Regions from separate parts of the Homo sapiens genome. Here region 1 is linked to region 2. A link is a contact called in ENCODE Hi-C data. All regions are on one chromosome and are shown on one strand. Each heading gives the region's core, a stretch centred on a gene start or an enhancer-like site at or near the end of the contact. The rest is flanking DNA. Distances are from core to core; before and after follow the strand shown. Region 1 holds the start of SPAG16 (sperm associated antigen 16). Region 2 holds the start of PIKFYVE (phosphoinositide kinase, FYVE-type zinc finger containing).

Region 1 (6,527 bases), core at 2,182-4,681, 5.0 Mb before region 2:
GCATGGTAGAAGTTAAGATATTTATCTACAGGCTTGCTACTTCAATTACAGTCCTCAGTATCTCAGATAAGGGCATCAGTCTAGTGTGATCCTCATATTTCAGGGTCTAGAGTCCTTAATTTTGGAGTTTCAGAAAGAGTTGACTTTGGGACTCCATTCAGAGCTGATTAGCTTCACAGAACTGGCTTAAACTTACTGAACTCTCAGAAATTGCTGCTGGGGGTTGGGGAGCCTTTTTCATTGGCCAGTAAACTTACACCTACCATCTAAAAAGCCAAATCCTTAGTATTAGAATGCCCAGAGAGAGGAAATAATCAAAAGCTAGAGGAGCCAGATGTCCATATTGAGGGAGGTATGTAACAAAAACAATACCTTGAAGCTCCACTTTCCTAGGGTCCATGTATTCATTTACTATTCCTTGAACAAAGTCTCTTTAGACAAGGAACAACAAAGTCAATTAACCCTTAGCTTTCTTAGTACAAATTCATGCTGGCCTTCCAATTGGAACTAGGCAGTCCCAAATGTCTGCAGCCATACATTAATAGGCAGCCCTTCCTCACTACTACAGTTGAAAACCTCACCCAAGTTGTGTTGATTTCTAATAAGGGATTCATTCATTCACAAAAGACAATCAACCTTCTTTCTAGGTTCTGGAGATACCTACTTGACCCTTTACATATCTATCACATAGCTAAAATCTCACCTTATAGTTTATAATGCTGCAAGTATTTTTCTAATGATGGGTTCTAGAGAGGATTCATATACTCCATAACTCAATTTCTTAGTGTTCTGACAATAGCTAAGAACAATGTATATTTGTATCTCACCTTGTTGAAGTCTAAAACATAAAAGCAATGATATTCTGGGTTCCTTAGAAGAGAAATAGGTGGCACTGTTACAGCTAGGAGATTACAGGGAAAGGGTGTTGCAGGGTAAGAACTCTTTTTCCTGAACCCAGTGTGTAAACCATTATAAAGGACATGGGACCTTCATTAATGTCCCCCACAAGATGGATCCTGGCTGTTTCTGGTTTGGACATTAGTCTATTCATACTCTTCATAATTGAGTATTTAAAAGCAGAAAAGTGGGAGATTTCCTAAAGAATTCAAGTCAACTTCTTTCAAAGTCTTGCTCGATATTGATAGCTCATTGTCTAATGTACTAGGAGCATCTGTTGAGTGATAAATAAGGGAAATCCAGGCCAAATGCAGTAGATTAGAAGTGATTGAGTATATGTGCGAAGCAGAGGACATCAGATTTCTGATTCATCTGTGCATATTATAACTTTTATTTACCCACCATGATAGCTCAATTAAATTACCTGAAAGCAAAGACTTTAAACCAAAGGAAGTCTCACTTTGGCAACTATCATAATTGCCTTAAGAAACAATGTCAAACAACATTACACAGGCAACTCTTAATTAACCATGTGAAGAGTGCCCAGGGATACAGGAATAATTGGTATTCACAAGTAATCCTCAAACTTCATTTCAACTGAGAGTTGAAATGACTAAACCTCTTCCCTCAGCATGGAATATAGCAAAATAAACTGGTTAAATGTTTAACTGTGTATCCCCTGACTACCATTTGGTTAAAATACAAAATAGCAGTCAGTCAACCAAAGAAAGAAGAAAAGCAAATGGGTTGGATAATTCACACAACGGTTAGTAAAATCCTAAAAAGTTACAGTTGCTTATATGTGTTAAAGTTCAAATAAGTGTGATTATTTGAAAAAGTCTTTGTAAGACAGGTTTGCAAACTGCTACATCTTGGCAGGTGTGACTCAGTGATCTCCCTGCACATTAAGTAAACCTGATTTTCATTGCTGAAAGTTGTGTTATGTTAGACTCCTACCATTTATTTCACAAAGATGTTTGCAAAAAGTTACCTCATTGTGTCAATCTCATGTTAACAATTAAACTATGTGTTCACGGAAATAATTTTAATGCAAACAAAATTACAAGATGCCTGGTTACCATTCAGTAGCAAGGGCACTGGATATAGATAAGCTTAGGAAGAATTATGAAAATCGTTGTTAAAGAGGAATATCACTGGAAAAGACTGCCTGTTACATCTACGAAAACAGTATAAAACCTCATTTATGACACTAAAGCACCCATATATTTCTTTCAAATTCATTTCAAGCGATTCAAATTTCTATTCCTGTAAAAGTCGTTTTTGCACCCAATAAAATACTACATATTTTCTTTAATCTTTCAGCTAAATTCTTCAAAGCTCTCTGTAGTGTGGATGTGTACTGAGCCTGAGTCAGGACAGGTTAATCGGCTTGTCAAAGCTCACGAAATGAATCATTGCTGGATTTCTGAAATCTTGAATTAAACCTGGAGAGGATTACAGTTGGACAAACAAATAAGATTTGGCAGATTTTGGAGTTTCCTTGGTATCTTTAAGAACTGAACAGATAATCATCTCTTTCTTACCTCCCTGAATAAAGGAGTTACATGTCTTTTTCTCATGAACCCTCCCCGTCTCCCTAGTAGGAATTAATCTATATAACTAGAGGAAAGAAGTTCTAAAGCCTTACACAAGAAATAGTGGACCTAATTATCCACACATTGTTATTCAATTTTTCTGGTACTTCCGATAAAAATCGCTAATCACCATCTGCTTTATTCCTAATATCTCTGAGCTGTGTAGCTCACCAGATCATTATTTATTTGCTCAAGAAAAAAAAGCAACTATACTATTAGTATTTATTATTAAGTAGTCAAACTTGGAACTACTCAGGAAGATAATGCTATCAAAACTAAGCATTTAAGCATTAACTGGACCATCGAACAGGATCGTGGGTTGGGTATTCTGAGCTTCAGCTCCTTAAAGTCCAATGGCAGAGGTCTTTCCCTAGTCTCCTAACGTTCCTCCGTTGAATTTATTGGGACGGCTTTCTGAAAGATTGAGGGCTTATTTAGGAAACCCATTATTTGAAAGGAGGGTTGAAGCAATTTGTTGTGCTGTCTTAACATAAAAAGCAACCCTCCATCCAAAATGTACTGAGTGGTTACTAAGTATGAGGCCTTGGAAGGTCTCCCAACTCTTCTAACAGGTACAGGACACCCTGGGCTACTAAGGGCGAGAAATTCAGTGAGTGGCTCTCAGGAAGACTGTGGTGGCAAAAACAGCACCTTGAAGTCCAACAGAGGCTCCTCCGGAGTGGCCCCAAGGCTCAAAAGGCGCCGCCAGTGGGAGGCCCTCGCCTTCGTCCCAACACCCATTACCCGCCAGCGCAGCGGGCCGCGCCTCCACGGGAAGGATACGTTCCAGGTAGTAGGCGCCCTCAGCCGCCACCGCGTCCGCCGTGTCCCTCGCGTCCCCGGCTGCCGTCAAACCCATGCCCAACGCCTCTTCCAGGACCCTCACGGCGGAGCTGGGCATCCCTCGCTGAGCAGCCATCTCTGGCGCTTCGGGCCCCCACCCCCAGCAGGCCCACAGCCGTCCCTAAGGGCAACAGCGAAGACGCTACCCAACGGCCCCCGGGAGCTCTCGCGAGATTCCGGCATCTCTCACCCCGCCCCACGGACCAGCCCCGGGCACGTAAGGGTTACCGGGAGTCCAGGGAGCTGTCGCCCTCCCGCGCCTCCCAGTTACCGTGGCAACGATGTTGCCTAGTTAACGCGAGAGCTCGGGCGCAGCTCTGGGAGCGGACAAGATACAGTAAACAATTGGCTTGCATTGCACCTTCCTACCCAAGCAGCTTGGTTTTCTTTCGCTTTGACCCTGTAATTTCTTTCCCACTTCGTTGTCGTCTCTGAATTACCTTTCTCTTGATTCTTGCCCATTAGCATCCTCCAATTTCAGATGTTTGTAGATCCCCAAGTGTTCCCAGGGAAAACTACTAGAAAAGGTGAGTTCTCAACACCTGGAATTTTTTAAAAAATGAAAAAATAAAGTTCTAGAAATCATAATAGAAAGACTGACCCAGGGGAGCTACCAGACGCTCCTCAGATGCTTAGCAATGAAGAACTATGGTGTTCAGCTTTGTCAATTCCTTTCTTGTGATCTTTAATGCATTTAGCTGGACATCTGTTTTGAGTTTGGTTCCATATACTAAGACTTGGAATAGTATTTGTAGCATTGATTCTCGCCAAGGTAAAAACAGTTGCATAAAAATTATGAGCTACAAATTTGGTCCTGACAAATGTATGCAGTTGACACTTGCCCCATCATGTATAGTCTTATTGCTGAGAGGATCTTCCTCAGGTTATATCGCGTATGTATCAGAAGCAAATTCAAGGCCCTTTTCTTTGCAAATATTTTTTTTTCCCTTAACTTTTATTTTAGGTTCAGGGGTACAAGTGCAGGTAAGCTCATGTCGCAGGGGTTTGGTATATAACTTATTTCGTCACCCAGGTACTAAGTGTAGTACCCAATAGTTATTTTTTCTGATCTTCTCCCTCCTCCCACTCTCCTCCTCAAGTAGGCCCCAGTGTCTGTTGTTCCTTCTTTGTGTCCATTTGTTCTCATTATTTAGCTCCCACTTACAACTAAGAACATGCAGTATTTGGTTTTCTGTTCCTGCATTAGTTTGCTAAGGATAATGGCCTCCAGCTGCATTCATGTCCCTGAGAGGACATGATCTCATTCTTCTGTGGCTGCATAGTATTCCATGGTATATGTGTACCACATTTTCTTTATCCAGTCCGTTGATGGGCATTTAGGTTGAATCCATGTCTTTATCATGAATATCAATGAACACGCATGTACATGTGTTTTTATGGTAGAACAATTTCTGTTTCTTTGGGTATATACCCAGTAATGGGATTGCTAGGGCAAATGGTATTATTTTTCATTCTACATTTCTTGGTGAAAACTGGAAGCCAGTGATCCTATAAAAGCTCCCATTTATTACCAAAAGGTAGCAGTAACTTCCTAAGGAGGTGTTTGAGAGTACGTGTGTCAGAGCCAGAGAGACAGCTTTCAGAGCCTGCTTCCATCACTTACTAGCTATGACACATTGGGCAAACTACTACTTAATGCCTCTAGGCCCCAGTTTCATCATTTGTAGAACAAAGACAACAATATTACCTACCTCAAAGTGCTGTTGCAAGGGGTAAAGCAACAAAAAGCATTAAGAACTTACTGGGAACATAGAAGACACTAAGAAATGTTAGCTGTTATTTCTATTAAATGTGTTTGATATTGTTTTATTTTTTAGAATAATCAAGGGTCACAGATATAATAGTCGGGTAATTCATTCCTGGTACCTATTCTTTTACTACCCTACTCTTTGTCCTTGACTTCTCACATCAGACATTTCCTGAGTACTCATTAAATGCAAGGAACAATTACAGGAGGCTGAAAATACAGAAGAATTCTGACATTGGAGAATCCACTGCTTTTACAGAAAGCTTTCTCTTTATTTCAGAAGAAGGCATTACCTTATCTCTCAAGGTTGTTTCCTATAAATCCAGCCTTAACAAATGACCTGGGTAAGGAGTGGTCAAGGCCTTACATTTTTGGCATATCCAGCAAGACATGTAGGAACACAAAAGACATGAAGGATGGTCTCTCAGAGCGATTACTGTTTACTTTTATTTGTTTTTGTTCGTTACAATGGCTCATCTATTTCTGACTTTTTAGATGTAGTGTGTGATCTTCTACAGATGTTTGTCTCCTGCCTCTTCTGTATGACCTTAATTAAGTTCTCTGAGCCTTAGTTTCCTGTTCTGTAAACCGGAGATTTTAGTACCTACCTTACTAAAGTATGAAGACTAAACGAAATATGTAGAAAGCACTTATAACCATGTCTGGTATATCAAATGTTTTCAGTAAATAATCGTTAATAAAATGTGCTTAAAATATTGAATGAATATGCAAGCTTAAATTAGATATTATATTTGGAAGAAACTTAAACATATAGAAACAACTTAAGATAAAAGTTAAATATTTTTAGAAATATGCAGCACTCAGCCAGGCACGGTGGCTCACGCCTGTAATCCCAGCACTTTAGGAGGCCAAGGCAGACGGATCACAAGGTCAGGAGATCGAGACCATCCTTGATAACATAGTGAAACCCCATCTCTACGAAAAATACAAAAAATTAGCCGGGTGTGGTGGCACATGCCTGTAGTCCCAGCTACTCAGGAGGCTGAGGCAGGAGAATCACTGCAACCCGGGAGGCAGAGGTTGCAGTGAGCTGAGATCACGCCACTGCACTCCAGCCTGGACAACAGAGCAAGACTCCATCTCAAAAAAAAAAAAGAAAGAAAGAAAGAAAAAGAACGAAATATGCAGCACTCAAAAAAGGGAAACAGTTTAATAGAGTCATATAAAATGAATAAATTGTGACCAATATCCACTGCTTAATGTAGAGGAGAAATGGGAAAAAATTCTTCTCCAAAGAGTTCAAAAACAGAAGACTTATGACTGAAATAAGTATCATTAACTACACTCCTCAAACAAATAAAAACCTGTAAGTCTAATTCTGTGAAGTTTTCAAGTAGCCAAAATTTTAATTCAGAGTTACTATTTTGATTATATCCATTTCATGGATTTCAAAATTGGAAGTC
Region 2 (7,139 bases), core at 572-3,071:
CCTGAGTGGTAATCAGTCCTATTAACCTACCTACCCAAAGCCTTCTGATATATCACCAATACTTCACCATTTCTAATTAAGGCTACTAATATATGCAGACCTACTACAAACTATCAGAAGCCAGTCAGTAAAGGCCGGACGTGGCTGCTCACACCTGTGATCCCAGCACTTTGGGAGGCCGAGGCAGGAGAATCCCTTGAGCCTGGGAGGCGGAGACTGCAGTAAGCCGAGATCACACCACTTCACTCCAGCCTGGGCGAGGGAGGGAGACCCCCGCCCGGTGGCTCACGCCTGTAATCCCAGCACCTTGGGAGGCCGAGGCGGGTGAATCGCCTGAGGTCAGGAATTCAAAACCAGCTTCGCTAACATGGTGAAACCCCGTCTCCCCTAAAAATACAAAAATTAGCCGAGTGTGGTGTCGCGCGCCTGCAATCTAGCTACTCAGGAGGCTGAGGCAGGAGAATCGCCTGAACCCTGGGAGGCGGAGGTTGCAGTCGGAGGAGATCGCGCCACTGCACTCCAACCTGGGGGACAGAGCGAGACTCTGTCTCTCAAAAAAAAAAAAAAAAAAAACTGGCAATGTAATAATTTAGGAAAGCTGAATATTGGAAATGTTAGCTTCTATCAACAAAGATTTCTTGTTCAATTTTTGACCAACACGCTTAAAGGAAAACCAGAGCAGGATCCAGAAAGCAGAAAAAGGGAGAACACAGGAAATTAGCCTTGCTCCACAGAAGAGATTTAACCTACACAATCTTTGTCACAAACACAAAAGAAAGAACATTTTTTGTAAGAAAACTGACAGAGTGGGAGTTTTGGAGTGCCAAAAAAGGGGCTCAAATAAATCAGAAATAAGTACATTATACCAAGCGACTACCTCTATTGTCAACACTGGACATATTTTACAACACAGGATGCACTGCGTCAATAGTAGATAATGAATCATGTATACACATCAGATACACACGAATAACTTGCTTTATACAGAATTCTAGCACTTCTTATATTTCTTGACTGTCTTAGGAATAACCTCTGATTGGGCAGAAAACCCCTAAGTCCTAAAAGTTTCCAACACATTCCATTCTCATCCTTTTGTTGGGAACATTCTAAGCAAAGGGTAAACACTAATTGGGAAATAATGCTCCTCCTCAAGAAACTCCAAAACCTAAGTTGAAATGGAATCGTCTCAAATAGCAGAGGCAAGCATTTAAAAAGACAAACACTTATTTGAACCCCCACGGTTGGTATCGTTTCTGCAGCTCATGAACTTTCTTTTCCAGCCTACGGATGCGCCTCTGACAAACTCAGAACTCATGCACTCAGAGGGAAAAGTAACTGTACTCTTCCCCTCCTAATTAAGTTCAGGCGTAAGGGTCGAGAGAGAGGCAAAGGAACTTCAAATGTTTCCAAGGAAATCTCAAGGGCCCCACCCGGCTTCCGTCCCCACTCGCCAGACAAGGCAGCCGGGGAATAGGGAGGACAAGCTAATTCTAAAGCCAGATTCTCTGCCCTTCCTTGCTCAGCCGGCAGCCAGGCCCTAGCCCCCGACTGCGGAGCCCTGGTTCTCACTTTCACCTCAGCTCTGGCCCTGGAGCTCCCCATACCGGCCTCCTTCCCATGCTGAGCCCCAGCCGGCCAAGCTCCAGGCCCCCTCCCTTACCTGCGCCTCCTGCCCCGGCCGCGCCGGCTGCCCCCCGCCCCAGCCTCCGCTTCAACGGCTCAGCCCCCGGAAGTCGGCCCCCGAGAGCGGCGGTGGGCTCCTCAGGCCGCGGACGGTTGCGGCAGGAAGCGAAGCTGCTTACATGGTTGATGCGGCTTCTCGCTTCCCCCCCCCAAGACTCCGCCCTCTGTTTTCCTGTCCCCCAGTCCGAAATCTTTCCCGGGGGCCGGCTCCTCCCAGCCCGGCCGACGCTCGGATCAGATGCTCAGGCAGAAGGAGTCCAGCCCAGATCGAGTCGTCCTGATCTTTTGGCCGAGATTAGGCCGCTTCAGCCTTCCTGGAAGAAGCCAGGGGGACTGCGCGCGTGAGCGTCACGCATGCGGGGTCAACGGATGGGTGCTTGGTGCTCTGGGCACTGCAGGGGTGCTGGCTGGACTGCGGTTACCGTATGTGTTCGATACTGTGGGCACTCATAATATGTTATTGCTTTGTTGTAGACAGTTCACTCGTGTAGCACTGAACCGGAGTTAGCGATGACTCTGTTTCCAGACTTGCATGACTCCACCAATAACCAGCCATATGATCTTAAGCAAATTGCTCATTTATTTAGGCCTTAGACCTCTGGTGTGTAAAGTCGGATTAATAAAAGGACTCACTTCTTAATACTTTTTTGAGATTAAGTAAATGCACTTAAAGCGAATGGCACAGTTCCCTGACCCAGAGTAAGTGATGTCGGCTTTATAGTTAATTTTTTCATTTAGGTGTTGTGTTGCAAATGCTGATGCAAATAAAGTTACCAAGCCCAAGCCCTATCTTGTTCAGCTTGGCTAGAGTTATTCGTCATTTCTGTCCTGCTGAGAGCGCAGTGCAGTTAACTGCAGAAAACATGCTCGCCGCAGTTGTGGGGCTTGGTAGGGGAGGATGGAAAGCAGACGAAACCTAAAGGGAAATGCAGTTTTAAATTCTGTGAGTCCTTTTCCTCAAGAGTTTTGTCAAATCCCAGCCCAGTTTTCCTGGAGTTGGAAAGCACCATCGAAACCTGCAGGTTGAGTCCAGTGCAAATCCCAGTCACCATCCTCAGCTGGGCCCTTCAGCAATCTTTCTGGGAGTCTGTAGTCAGCTTCTCCCATTCCTTATTACTGCTGCGTCAGACCACCACCACGACCCCCACATTACCTTGACCATCATTCTCATCAGAGAATCATATTTTATACCCACGTGAAAAATCCCAAGGTATCTGGGCGTGACCCTTAACAAGCTAATTCCCCACACACCACAACATTTACCTACATCCACATCTGCCCTGGTCTGCCTTTCTCCCTCATCTCTCTGAGGAAGGGGCCTCTTCTTCCCCAGCTCAATCCTTTTGGCCCCCAATTCACCCTCTCCTGTCTGGGAGCTTGCACCGTATCTGCAACCTCCCCTTTTCCAATGACTCTGCCTCCTCAGCCCATAAAGATGCTCAAGTCTCTGCCTTCCTTTAAAAAAATTTTTTTTAAAAATTTAAGATAAGCAAAAAAGGCCCTCGTAATTATCACCCTATGTTAATATTTCATAAACCTACAATAAAGTATGAAATAGGTACAGAGATCATATGAAAAGAATAAATTGCCCAGCCACGACGACTGCAGTGTATGTAGAAACTCCATCTATGGTTTAAAAAAAAAAAAAAAAAGTGCACTCCGCAAATATTTTTGAGTCCCTAATTTAACCTGCAGTGTGTTAGTTATAGAAGCACTACACTAAGGATAGAATTATGAACGTATCCCACTGCTTCACTTGACTAGCCTAAAAAATAAAAATATATGTGAACATTACACAGTCCATGTCCTCAAGAAGCTTACCGTCTAATATCTATATTAGCTTACAGTTTAATTTCTGTGGAAAAGAGATTGAAAACTGGGCTACTGTTTTTGCAAAAGAAATCATTTTAGATTCTCACTTCACACTAGACATCCAAAATTAATTCCAGATGAATTTTATCTGTAGAGAGATTATTTGTCTGTGTATATATCCTCCTCAAAAACTTTCATTCAAGCACAGATTTAGGATTCTTGCTGAATCAATTATTGTTCGATGATATTATACTTCTATTCCTCTGTATGTATTAGTTGAATTTTACTGCAACTAATAGCGTTCCATCTTTTTCTTTCTTTCTTTATATTGGTTAGTATGACTTTGGACTCATTTTTTTCCAACATGTTATAGTTCATTACTGCCACTATTCATTTCTGTGCTCCAGGTGTCCCCGCCTTGGCTGGTGTGAGCCCCTTCCAGCAGACTCCTGAGTCCATTTGACATGCCTCCATTACCTTTTGAGCACATCTTACTTTTTGTTCTTTTTCTCTCTCCGCCACCCCTTACCCCTGGCAACCACCATTCTACCCACTACTTCTATGAGTTCAACATTTTTAAATTCCATATATATGAGATCTTGTGGTATATTTCTGTGTCTGGTTTATTTCACTTAACATAATGTCCCCAGGTTCATCCATGTTGTCACAAAAGACAGAATTTCCTTATTTTTTAAGGCTGAATAATGTTCCACCGTATATATATACCACATTTTATTTTATTTTTTTGACATGGAGTCTGTCACCAAGGCTGGAGTACAGTGGTGCAATCTGGGCTTACTGCAATCTCCACCCTCTGCCCCAACCCCCCCGACCTCCACCCCACCCCTATTCTCCTGCCTCAGCCTCCCGAGTAGCTGGGATTACAGGCGCCTGTCACTGCACCTGGCTAATTTTTGTATTTTTAGTAGAGACGGGGTTTCACTGTCTTGGCCAGGCTGGTCTTGAACCCCTGACCTCGTGATCCACCTGCCTCAGCCTCCCAAAGTGCTGGGATTACCGGCGTGAGCCACAGTGCCCAGCCCCACATTTTCTTTATTCAGTTGTTCATTGATGGACACTTAGGTTGATTTCATATCTTGGCTATTGTGAATAATGCTGCAATAAAGATGGGAGTGCAGATACCTCTTAAAAATAGTGATTTTGGCTGGACACGGTGGCTCGCGCCTGTAATCCTAGCACTTTGGGAGGCCAAGATGGAAGGATTGCTTGAAGCCAGGAGTTCAACACCAGCCTGGTCAACATAGCAAGACCCCATCTCTATAAAAAGATTTTTTTTAATTTCAATAAAAGAAAAAATAGTGATTTTATTTCCTTTGGATATATACCCTGTAGTGGGATGGCTGGATCACATGATAGTTTTATTTTTAAATTTTTTGGCAACTTCCATACTGTTTTCCATAATGGCTGTACTAATTTGCATTCCTACCAACAGTGTGCAAGGGTTTCCTTTTCTCTATTTTCTCTCCAATCTTGTTATCTTTTGTCTTTTTGATATAGCCATTGTAATAGGTGTGAAGTGATATCTCTCATTGTGGTTTTAATTTGCATTTGTCTGATGATTAATTACGTTGAACTTTTTTTCATATACCTGTTGGCCATTTGTATGTCCTCTTTTGAGAAATGTCTATTCACATCCTTTGCCCATTTTATAATCAGATTATTTGCTTTCTTACTATTGAGTTGTTTGAGTTCCTTATATATTTTGGATATTATCCCTTTATCAGATGTATGGCTGGCAAATATTTGCTCCTGTTCTCTGTTGTCTCTTCAGTCTGTCTATTGTAACCCTTGCTCTGTAGAAACTTCTCAGTTTTATGTAATCCCATTTGTCTATTTGGCTTTTGTAGCCTGTGCTTTTGGGGTCATATCTAAAAAATCACTACTCAGACCAATGTCATGGAGCTTTTCCCTCTCGTTTTTTACAGTTTCAGGGGGTACACATAACGTCTTCAATTTATTTGAGTTGATTATTATATATGGTATGAGATAAGCCTCTAATTTCATTCTCCTGCATATGGATATCCCATTTACCCATTACTACTTATTGAAGAGAATATCCTTTCCCTATAGTGTATTCTTGTCCCCTTATTGAACAATTGACTGTAAATGGGTAAATTTACTTCTGGACTCTTTATTCTTTTTTTCACTTTTTATTTTTTTTTAAAAATGAGCATCCTATTAACTGATAGACTCTTTATTCTGTTCAGTTGGTTTGTCTGTTTCTCTGCCAGTACCATGCTGTTCTGATTACTGTAGCTTTGTAGTGTATTTTGAGATCAAGCAGTATGATGCTTCTAGCTTTGTTCTTTTTGCTCAAGAATTCTTTAGCTATTCAGCCTCTTTTGTCATTCCATAGGAATTTTAGACTTTTTTTTCTAGCTGTGCGAAAAAGTCATTGGAATTTTTATAGGGATTGCATTGAATCTGTGGATCACTTTGGACATTTTAACAATATTAATTCTTTCAACCCATAAACATGAGATGTCTTTTTATTTATTTCTGTCTTCTTCAGTTTCTTTCATCAATGTTTTATAGGTTTCAGTGTGCGGGTCTTTTACTTCTGTTAAATTTCTTTCTTTTTTTTTTTTTTTTTTTTGAGATGGAGTCTCACTGTGTCACCCGGGCTGGAGTGCAGTGGGGCCATCTCGGCTCACTGCAACCTCCGCCTCCCAGGTTCAAGCAATTCTCCTGCCTCAGCCTCCTGAGTAGCTGGGATTACAGGTGCCCACCACTACGCCCAGCTAATTTTTTTGTATTTTTAGTAGAGACGGGGTTTCACCATGTTGGCCAGGCTGGTCTCAAACCCCTGACCTCGTGCTTCGCCTGCCTTGGCCTCCCAAAGTGCTGGGATTACAGGTGTGAGCCACCACACCTGGCCCGTATTTATTTCTAAGTATTTTAATATATTTTTGTAGCTATTGCAAATAGGATTGTTTTATTGATTTCTCTTTCAGATAGTTCACTGTTAATATTTGGAAACAGTACTCATTTTTGTATACTGATTTTATATCCTACAACATTACTAAATTTGTTTATTCTAATAGTTTTTTGGTGCAGTCTTTAGGGTTTTTTATGTATAAGATCATGTAACCTGCCAGGTGTGGTGGCTCACGCCTGTAATCCCAGCACTTTGGGAGGCAGAGGTGGGCAGATCATGAGGTCAGGAGTTCGAGACCAGCCTGGCCAACATGCTGAAACCCCATCTCTACTAAAAATAGAAAAATTAGCCAGGCATGGTGGCGCATGCCTGTAGTCCCAGCTACTCAGGAGGCTGAGGCAGGAGAATTTCTTGAACCCAGGAGGCAGAGGTTGCAGTGAGCCGAGATCTCACTGCTGCACTCCAGCCTGGGTGACAGAGTAACACTCTGTCTCCAAAAAAAACAAAAAAATCATGTCATCTGCAAACAGGTACAATTTAATTTCTTCCTTTTCAATTTGGATGCCTTTTATTTCATTCTTTTGCCTAATTGCCCTGACTAGGACTTCTAGTACTATGTTAAATAGAAGTGGCAAGAGTGCATGTCTTGGTCGTGTTCCTGACCTTAGAGGAAAAGCTCTTTTTTACTGTTGAAATGATGTTAACTGTTGGTTTGTCATATATAACCTTTATTGTGTTGAGGCAT

Evidence for each region. A loop is a pair of places that touch in the nucleus more often than their neighbours do. Pooled maps may share reads with other maps.
Region 1: a map of CD8-positive, alpha-beta T cell shows a loop between it and region 2 (15-fold over the local background). The contact joins the promoter of SPAG16 here to the promoter of PIKFYVE in region 2. A Hi-C loop is called at or near these places in 2 of 168 maps with a recorded cell type or tissue (CD8-positive, alpha-beta T cell and naive thymus-derived CD4-positive, alpha-beta T cell) and 10 of 50 pooled maps.

The regions. Positions count from the first base shown.
Region 1 is chr2:213,281,368-213,287,894 of GRCh38, reverse strand. SPAG16 (sperm associated antigen 16) reads right to left here and starts at 3,431. Exons shown (of 16, transcript NM_024532.5): 1 at 3,276-3,431. The coding sequence starts at 3,411. It overlaps SPAG16-DT (SPAG16 divergent transcript), which reads left to right and starts at 3,686. Exons shown (of 3, transcript NR_161186.1): 1 at 3,686-3,862. RefSeq lists enhancers at 3,029-3,108, 3,179-3,228, 3,269-3,398.
Region 2 is chr2:208,260,937-208,268,075 of GRCh38, reverse strand. It overlaps PIKFYVE (phosphoinositide kinase, FYVE-type zinc finger containing), which reads right to left and starts at 1,821. Exons shown (of 42, transcript NM_015040.4): 1 at 1,661-1,821. RefSeq lists a silencer at 1,535-1,804 and an enhancer at 1,935-1,984.